2 separate regions of the Homo sapiens genome follow, and region 1 is linked to region 2. The links are chromatin contacts, found by Hi-C in ENCODE. All regions are on one chromosome and are shown on one strand. Each heading gives the region's core, a stretch centred on a gene start or an enhancer-like site at or near the end of the contact. The rest is flanking DNA. Distances are from core to core; before and after follow the strand shown. Region 1 overlaps PECR (peroxisomal trans-2-enoyl-CoA reductase). Region 2 overlaps IKZF2 (IKAROS family zinc finger 2).

Region 1 (5,461 bases), core at 2,107-4,606, 3.0 Mb after region 2:
ATTCTCATACCTCAGCCCCCCGAGTAGCTAAGATTACAGGTGTGTGACACCACACCTAGCTAAATTTTGTATTTTTAGTAGAGATGGGGTTTCACCATGTTGCCCATGCTGGTCTCGAACTCCTGACCTCAGGTGATCTACCCACCTCAGCCTCCCAAAGTGCTGGGATTACAGGCGTGAGCCACTGCATCCAGCCCCACTGACTTCTTTTCTGAAAAAATAAATATCTATTGCCCATGGAAAAATTAATCAAAATCAGAATATGAGTCAAATATGTCAAATTCCATTACGGTGAACTTCACAAGTTATTCCAAATTCTACAGTCATAGATGTTGTAAATTGGTCATTAGTTAAAAAATGAATTTGGGGTTATTCAAAGATACTTAATGTAGGCCAGGCGTGGTGGCTCACGCCTGTAATCCCAGCACTCTGGGAGGCCGAGGCAGGCGGATCACAAGGTCAGGAGTTCAAGACCAGCCTGGCCAGCACAGTGAAACCCCGTCACTACTAAAAATACAAAAAGTTAGCCGGGCATAGTGGCGTGCACCTGTAATCCCAGCTACATGGGAGGCTGAGTCAGGAGAATTGCTTGAACCCGGGAGGCGGAGGCTGCAGTGAGCAGAAATTGCACCACTGCACTCCAGCCTGGGTGATAGAGCGAGACTGTGTCTTACAAAAAAAAAAAAAAAAGACACTTAATGTAAAAACAACTTGTAGGCCAGGCACAGTGGCTCACGCCTGTAATCTCAGCACATTGAGAGGCCAAGGTGGGCACATCACCTGAGGTCGGGGGTTCGAGACCACCCTGAGCAACACAGAGAAACCCCGTCTCTATTAAAAATACTAAATTAGCCGGGCATGGTGACGCATGCCTGTAATCCCAGCTACTCAGGAAGCTGAGGCAGGAGAATCGCCTGAACCCAGGAGGCGGAGGTTGTGGTGAGCTGCGATAGTGCCATTGCACTCCAGCCTGGGCAACAAGAACAAAATTCCATCTCAAAAAAAAAAAACAAAAAAACAAAAAAACAAACAAACAAAAAAAAACACTTGTAATAGGACTAAACCTAGTACATAAATATTCCCAAAAAAGGACAACTAGATAATGCTCCCCCAAACTATGACTCCCAAATCCTCATCATTCTTGAGCTTTTCTTTGTAATACATACTTGAATATAAATGTTTTCCTTCTCAACCATTAAGAGTAAAAAGATCCTCCAAAGAAATGCCTTAGTTGTGATAACCCTGCAGATTTAAGCGCCCTCCTGGATGCACAGCCCCAGAGCCCCAGGGCCACAGGCTCTAGTGTAGGAACCCCTGATGCACTTCAAACTCCTCTCCCTGGTAGTTAAGGCCTTTTGTGACTCCCACTCCATTCCAAGGTATTAATTTCCATTTAGCCGTACCACCCATCATCACAAAGAATTATTTGTAGTTCCCAAAAGTGCCACAGTGTCTCAAATTTCTGTGTCTTTACACAGTAAATGTCTCATTGACTTGCCTTCCTTTCTCCTCCTCATATGTCACCAAACTCGAGTTCACCTTTGAGACATGTCGCCTGGATGCTGCCCTCCTCTGTGCTCCTTTTATCTTGCACACTTGCAAATACCTTTACTGGAATATCCAACACCTTCTCTCTCTAGCTGATTATTTTCATGCTTTGCTCCCCTACTAGTTGTAGACTCCCTCAGAGTGTGGATGGTATCTGATTCATTTTAGTATTTCCAGATGTATCTTGCACATGTACCTGTACTGGTCAAGTAAACAAGCGACAGCCAACAGTTTCAATTTGTCTCTTAAGAGAGCTAAAATTTAAAAAAAAGGAGTGCTCAATCTCTGACATTCATCCTCCTCTTCTATTGTAGAGGATACCTAAAGCCATGTCTTTCAAATTGTAAATTACAACACAATGCTAATAGTGAAATAAAATTAGCAAGTAATAAGCAGCAAGTGTAAAAAAAGAAAATACAACAGAGTAGACCACAATAAAATTGAAAATATCAGCCGGGTGTGGTGGCTCATGCCTGTAATCCCAGCACTTTGGGAGGCTGAGGCAGGTGGATCACCTGAGGTCAGGAGTTCGAGACCAGCCTGACCAACATGGTGAAACCCCGTCTCTACTAAAAATACAAAAAACTACTGGACGTGGTGGTGGGTGCCTACAACCCCAGCTACTCAGGAGGCTGAGGCATAAGAATCACTTGAACCCAGGAGGCAGAGGTTGCAGTGAGCCAAGATCGCCCCATTGCACTTCAGCCTGGGCAACAGGAGCAAAACTCCATCTCAGAAAAAAAAAAAAAAAAAAAGGAAAGAAAGAAAAATCAGAGTGCACAATACATAGTAAGAATGTTTGCTTCACGAATTTTGTTTTGCCTATAGACACATATACACATATGTGTTTACTAGGTCAAGATGTAAAATTTCTTACTATGAGTCATGGTCCAAAGTGTGAAGGCCACTGGAAAAGGAAACGATTCTTAAGAGAACAAAAGCAAGAAGTATCTGAAACACTTCTTTTCCATGTTAAAGACAAGCTGTGTTTTTTTTCTAGCCAACCGAATATCAGAAAAGCCAGTGATTTCATTTCAAAAATGTATTTTAAGAAAAGAAACTCTCATTACTTCTTACATATGCATGAAAGAGGACACATTTCACTCATAAAGGAACTACAACTTTTCTAAAGGGCAGTTTGGCAATATCTCTTAAAATTACAAAGGCATTTGGCTTTGGACTTAGCAATTATACCTCTTGCAATTTAGGCTACACACTATCTGATGTACAGAAAATGTTACTTACTGCAGGTGTTTAGTTTGGTTTTGGTAATAACAAAAGGTTGGAAACAACCCAAATGCTCACCAACTGGAAAATGGTTACACAAATCATTCCTTACTTATGGTTTATAAAAGTGGCATATTAGCCATAAAAAAATAAGAAGAAATCTCTTTAGACTCTGTTAAGAAAATATCTCCAGGATATTTGCTTCATTTGAGAACATCAAGATACAGAATAGTGTTTATAGCATCCTAAATTTGTGGTTAAAATGTAGGAAAAAGATATGCCCCCAAAACTATTAACACTAGTTGCCTGTGAGGATGGGAAATGCCAGAAAGAACCTACAATCTGAATTATTTCTTCCAAGATGCTAAAATAGGTAAATACATTTAGTAAAGAATAATGAGCAGGAAAAGAAGGTAGAGTGGTATCAATGGCCTGCACACCATTTTTTACTCTGTTTTTAGTAACATCACATTGATTTCCACTTGAGGAAGTACCTCTTGCCTGTTCTCAGTCCATGTCTGAGCGATGATGACCACAGTTCCTCATTCCTCAGGCTGACCATGCATAGCAGAGCAACCTCATTTCTACAGTTTTTGGTTAATGACTGAACACATAACCAGGCAGGGTCAGTTAATGAGTATCCTCTCTGGGACCTGCTGGCACCATTAATATTGTTTTTGCTGGCATGACTTGAGAGGCACTCTCTCACTGGAGAGTTAAGAACAGCTAGAGTGTTGACCTGTAACTCTTGCTAGTACTCGCCTTTTGCCACACCTAGAGACAGCCTGCCTGAGAATGTACGCAGACATGAAGAAAGCAAAACCAAAAGGAGAGGCAGCTTCCTGCTAACATTGTGGCTGAACCTAACATGCCCTTTCCGCAGTGGCTCTGCAGGTACCAGGATCCCCTCCAGGGCTTGCACGACGGCTGCGCTCTGCCCCCAGAGTTTCTCTTGCAGCAGATCTGGTGTGGGGCTGGATAATTTGCTGTGCTAACAACTTCTCCCAAGTGATGGGGATGTGGCTGGTCTGGAAGCCACTTTTGGAGAACCACTGCCCTAGATTTTTACTTAAGCCAAGTTGAATTTTATTTTTATCCTATACATGTTTGGGAGTTCTGCATAATCCAGGAAATGAGCAGGGTACTAAAATTTGCATAAAGGAGGCATGCTGTCTGTGTACAGAGTGGCTAATCAGAGGCACAAAACCTTAGAAACTTTTGGAGAAAAAATCCTGGATTATCTGTTAGGAGGAACAACTTAGCAGTCCTGTGTAAAATCAAGTAGCTATATTAATGGTATTCAAATCTAAATTAACACAGATTAGTTTCATTTCTATACTTTAACAAATAAGCTATTCCTAGACAGTGATGGCCAGTTTAGTCACATCGGGATTAGAGTTGCCCAAGAAAACACAAGACATCCAGTTTAATCTGAACATCAGACAAAAAACAAATACTATTTTCCCTTTCCTTGGTAAATCTGGCAGTCCGCATCTGGATGAAAATGTTTTAGAAGTACTTTGAATTTTAAGTTCAAATAAAATAAAATGTTAACTGTTAGAATCACAGCTCATTAAAGGTATTAATGATCTTGATTTAAGAAATGTTCCCTAACATGCTTCCCCCAATCAGAAGACAAAACTCAAAGACTTAGAAAGAAAACTATATAAAAACGCTTACACAGCTAATGGAAATCCAGCTTTAGTAGGGACAATGATATTGACGATAGATCCTCCATGCTCTTTCATCCAGGAGCTGTAAACTGCAGGATAGAGGCAAACTCAATCATTAAATTTTTAAAGTATCCTGGCCCTCCTGATACCTTGTTTCAGCACACTGCCTGTTTGATATGTTTTACACGTCCATTTACATTTCCTTATAAAAAGCCTGACTGAGGTAAAATTTATACATCATAAAATTCATCTACTTTAAGTGTGCAATGTAATGACTTTTAATAAATATACGGAGTTATGCAACCATTACCACAATCCAGCTTGAGAACCTTTCCATCACCCCAAAAAGTTCCTTCACACCCATCTGCAGCTTAACCCATCCCCAGGTAAACACTCATCTTTCTGTTTCTCTAGATTTGCCTTTACCTTTTCGAAAATCTAATGTAAAGTGAATCACACAATACGTGGTCTTTTGTGTCTAACTTCTTCCACTTAGAATCATGTTTGTGAGGTTCATCCACGTTGTAATGTGTTAATAGTTCCTTTTTGATTGCCGAGTAGTATTCCATTATGTGGATATGCCATGTTTTATTTATCCACTTATCAGCTGATAAACATTTGGATAGTTCCACTTTGGAGCAATTATGAATACAAATCTTTGTGTGGTCATATGTTAACTCTGTTTAGCTTTTAAAGAAACTGCCAAATGGTTTTCCAAAGTGTCCCTCCCCATTTTACATTGTTCTCAGAAATGCATGGGGGATGTAGTTTCTACACGCCACTGCTGTCTGATTTTTTGATAATAGCCATCTAGTGGGTGTGAAGTGGTATCACACTGGAGTTTTTATTTGCATTTCCCTAATGACTATAATCATGTTGATCTATATATCTAGCCTATGTCAGTACCACACTGTCTTAAAATCAAGAAATAGCTTTGCAATCAAGAAGCATTAAGTCCTCCAACTTTCTTCTTTTGCAAAATTGTTTTGGCTATTCTGGGCCCTCTGCATCTC
Region 2 (4,793 bases), core at 453-2,952:
GCATTGACTAAAATCAATACTACTTTTAAGACTGCACTATTTTCAAGGCTTTTAGAGTTTATTTTTAAAAAACAATTTAAGTAAGTCAACTTGTTTGAGAGAAAAGCTTAAACAGACATACAAAATAACAGCACGGTATTTAACTGTTTTTCTTAACCCATGTATTTTCCTGCAGCGTATTTTCTATTTGATGAGCTGTTAGCCTTATTGGCAGTAGCTTAAATACCTGCACCAAGCAGCCCTCATGAAGAAGAGCCAATTCTGAACATGTCTATGCACAGTAAACTGTGGCAGCTTTATGATTGTAATTTATTTTAAAAAGAGCTCTTCAGCAGGAAGAAGAATCCATTTCTAAATTGGCACATTGGCTCACTAAACTACTGCCCTAATTCATTTGACATATACTCTCCAATGCTGTTCCCTATTCATCCCTTTTTTCTAAGTTGCTATGGACTAATCTGTTAGCCCTTAGACACTGACATTCATAGTGCAGACAAAGAACTTAAAACAGTTGTTTTTTGAGTAGAAATACTGCCCAAGGATGTTTAATTAAGGATAGGGTAACAACTCAGACAAGGCGAATCAGTTGATTAAAAACAGTGTTCTCAGGAAAGAACATAACTTATTACTTGTTGTTTATTGTTGCTTTCTCCAGTTGCACTTGTGCCAGTACTGTTTGGAAACCTAAAGCTTTCATTTCTTAGAATAACTTTACTTGTTCAGTATGCCCTGTAAAAATGATTTACTCTGATCCTTTCATTTGTATAAGATAGTCCCACTGTGTACAAAAAAATGTAGTCTCATTTATAAGGGGATCCTCTTGGCAGACACAAAAATAAGTGAGAAAGCAAGAGATGAAAGGTAGGAAAATTCAGTGCACAATTCAGTTGATGTATTTAATAACCAATAGGTTACCAATTTTGAAGAAAATGAAACATAGTGTGAAAAAATGTTTTCATGATTTGGACATGTTTAAAGAAATCAACATTCCATCCAAGTTTTGATTAACCTATAGATGGGTCAAAAAAATTGAATTGTAATCTACATTTAATAAGAAGTCCTCTGGCTATGAATAGCAAGGGATTGTGCAATTATTAGATGTTAATTTGGAAAAAAGTTTCAAGGTGAGACTGAGGAACAAGGAAACAGATCATTGTCTGCACTATATCATTAATGATGTTATCACATTGAAAAAGTATGTCCCAAGATATTATGTATAAAACATTATATTCTCTTTTAGTAACAACTAAAAAAGTGACACAAAAGTAAAAGAGTCAACAAAAAAGCAAAGAATTTCAAAAACATTCAAGGATGACCAATTCACGTAAGGGGAGTCAGAAGAATGGCACAGTGGTGGTGGTGTGGTGGAGAACCAGGTAATGAGATACAAATTGTGGTCAAAATCTTAACTTTTTGTTTGGATGATGGATTTACAAGCACTTACTACATTATTAGAAATAACAATAAAACTAAAAAGCAGTCCAAGTATGGACCAAAGATGAAAATATGTCAGACCAAGATCCAAAATGAAAGAATTTGGCAAGAAAAAAAAAATGTTGTTGTAAATTTTGCTAAAAAACTAGCAAAACTGGTTAACGGGTTTGCCCCCAAAATTAAATATGCTAATTTGTTCTGAAATGAGTAGTCCAAAACCTGGCAGTTTTGCTCTAAGTTTCACCCTGAATTTTCATATTTGAACGCATTTAACACTCAAAACGAAACCTGGGTGTGGGAACTGTCCCACACCACATCCACCTCAATTCAGATGATTTGTCCCGAGTTCAATGAAGCTCATGTGAACTGAAAATGATGATTTTGGCAGAGTTCTGATCTAATTTCTACTTTACAATAGCCCTTTTCATGTCAAAAATTGATCTTGTTTCTACCACATCGGCAATAATAATAACTGACGTATACTATGTGCTGTGTGCTGTTTTAAGGCTTTGCATTTAATAATTAATTTAATTCATCCAGAAACTCCATGAAATAGGTGTAATACCATCTTCACTGTACAGATGAGAACAGAAAGACCCAGAGATGTTAAGTAATTTCCTCAGGGTTTACATCTAGTTAGTAGAGAATGTTATTACTACTAGGAGTCTGGCTCCAGAGCCTGGCTCAACCATTACGCTATACTACTCTTTGTAGAGGTATTTTGAGCATTGACTTTTTGTAAACCAGTCAGACATATTTGTAAGGTCTGCCATTGGGTAAAGACCTGATACATTTTTCCTTAATTATGTAACCAATCTGATTTTGTTTTGCTTCATGGATCTGGGTGCAACTCATCAAAATATTTCTGTGTATACATTGCTAGAAACATAAAACAAATTCTCTAGATATCTCAATAATGCATTAATCACATAGACATTAATCTGGGCTAAAGATATACCAATAAGGTAACTTCCCCTGTTTGAACAAACTTTATAACCAAACATCCTCTTTGACCTTATATTTGAGGTTATAACCAAGATAAAAACATAATTCCATTAGATCACTGTTTCATCACGTTGATAACCATAACGGCAAAACCATAAGTGTATTCCCAATGTATTCTTTTGAAAAACCAAACAGTTCACCCAAATTCAAATTCCAAGTCTGAGGGACCTAGGTTAGATCACATGTCTAGCTCCTGAGCAGGAGAGGGCAGAGTACCTGGACTGAGGGTCCCACCACAGCTACATGCAACAGGAAAGTTCTCTAAAGGTAAATGGGCACTCTTGTTATCAAGAGAAGGAGGAAGGGATGTCAGGCAGGCAAAAACAACAGATGTCTTCTATATTGTTGCAAATTTTCTCCGTGTTACCCGATCTAAAAAAAAAACTTTACAGTTATCTTAGTTATTTTCTTGACAGCATTTGGCAGTGCTGACACTTGCTTTGGCTTCTGTGAAATCACTCTTTCCATGTTCCTACTCTGCTCTTACTCATCTTCATGAAATTTTTTTCCTGCTAGTGTGTTCTTGGCCTTCTTGATGTCTCACTCTGTACTTATCCGTATTGCCTTATTAAAAACTACTACGTTGGGCCACTACATAAATTATGATGGATCCTGCATCTTTGTTTCCTACTCAGACCCCTCTCAAGAGCTTGAGATCTATATATTTAACATCTTCCTAGACAGTTTTATTTGCCTATTTCATGGAGACATAAAAGAATATAGTAAAAGAAGTAAAATCTCCATTTACCTTTCTTTCTTCTATTTTCCTAATTACCATATCACTGAATGACACTACTAATTACCATATCACTGAATGACACTACTATTTACTCCATCAGCCATGCTGGTCACCTGTGGAAAATCCTAGATTTCTTCCTTTCATCCAGTCTTCTGCCTCTCCTCCTCCCTACCACATCTCTTTACAAACACACATGGAGGTACCCCAAGTGTTTTAGATGCTACATTGGTAGTTGTTCACATATGTTGTTCTTTCTGCAGGAAACACCCTTCTCCATTTATTAGTTCACATTTTTGCTTTTTAAAACTAAGCTCAATCCCGGGAAATTCCTCTTGGATGTTCTGCTGATTTAGGTATGTCCTCTCTGTCTCCATAATGCTTATCACATAGTACTATAATTGTTGTTTTACTGGTCTATCTTCCAATAGCTGGTAAATAACCTCAGGGGTTGCATTCTGTTGTATTTGTGTCTCTAATACCTTTTATGATACAAGAGAGATATAATATTCAATGGATGTTCACTGAATGATGTCACCCAATAGAAATAAGTCAAAAAAGCTTATTCCAAAGTTTGGGGGTGCCCAATAATGCCTCTATACTGTGAAAAAGAACCTCCCTTTCCTAAACAATTCAAAGCATAAACCTAACAATATATATAGATTTTAAGCTGGCTATCCTTCTGCTTTGCACTTTCATTTTTGTCTTTAGGTTTAGGTAAAACAGGTAATAACATAGTTTGATTTTAAAGCTTTTCCTTCAAGCTAAGCAGACTTGAAAAAGCAACATAAAGATAATATTGAACAAGATAATCTGCCATAAAACCTAATTAAATAAGATAAATAATCTGCCCTAAAACCCAATAAAATAAATAAGCTCATCAAACCCAATTAAATAATTTAATTATATAAATAATCTGTCATAAAACTCAATTATTATTTCCAAAACTATGAGTCATGATATTCCTCCTTTTTCCTCAAACTCAATCAACTTTTCTAAGACCATTTTATTCTACCTCCTAAATATGTCTTCAATATTTCACCTTGTTCTCTTCTGCAGTTGCCTCTTCATCTTTTTCTTTTTGGCATTGTCATTTCCAGTCTCTCCTCACACCATACCCCCTGCCCCAGGTAGGCATTTATCATGTATCCTCATTGGAGACATTTTTCTTGATTTGATTACCTCATTAATAACAAATTTGGTTACCCTAGTGGCCCCCCATCAGTTACACAATGAAATTCAAACACTAGCTTAGCAGAGAAGACTCTGTCTTTGCATCACAACCTACTAATTCAGAAGCTTCATTTCCTACCACTCCTTAAACTGCAGTTACACTCAACATCAGGGAAGCTGTTAATTATCTTTTATATCTCCAAGCCTCTTTTTCTCCTTGAATATACATTCTCTGTATCCTGCCTGATATATGCAATTTTTACTCATCCCTCATGTTTGGATTGAACACTCCTGCATGTAAGAAGCCTCTCTTGACTTTTCCAGAGTTAGGTTAATTCTACATCTATGTTCCCAGAGAACTGTGTATGCATCCTTATTAGAGCTTTTGTTTCATTTTATTTTATTTTTTTAAAGTATGTATTTCCTACCAGACTATAAAGTAAGT

What was found. Hi-C counts contacts between places; a loop is a spot of excess contacts on that map. Pooled maps may share reads with other maps.
Region 1: a map with no recorded cell type shows a loop between it and region 2 (24-fold over the local background). The contact joins two enhancer-like sites. A Hi-C loop is called at or near these places in 4 of 37 single-sample maps with no recorded cell type and 4 of 50 pooled maps.

Annotation. Positions count from the first base shown.
Region 1 is chr2:216,054,440-216,059,900 of GRCh38, forward strand. It overlaps PECR (peroxisomal trans-2-enoyl-CoA reductase), which reads right to left. Exons shown (of 8, transcript NM_018441.6): 4 at 4,456-4,537. Among named protein-coding and RNA genes, the nearest start is that of PECR, 25 kb to the right of the region's middle. RefSeq lists enhancers at 3,509-3,688, 3,749-3,808. Within about 2 kb of position 3,357, at least 9 of the 41 ENCODE cell types and tissues checked have a DNase peak (open chromatin) inside an H3K27ac peak, as active enhancers do.
Region 2 is chr2:213,014,234-213,019,026 of GRCh38, forward strand. All of the region lies in intron 7 of IKZF2 (IKAROS family zinc finger 2), which reads right to left. Among named protein-coding and RNA genes, the nearest start is that of MIR4776-2, 90 kb to the left of the region's middle. Within about 2 kb of position 1,703, at least 2 of the 41 ENCODE cell types and tissues checked have a DNase peak (open chromatin) inside an H3K27ac peak, as active enhancers do.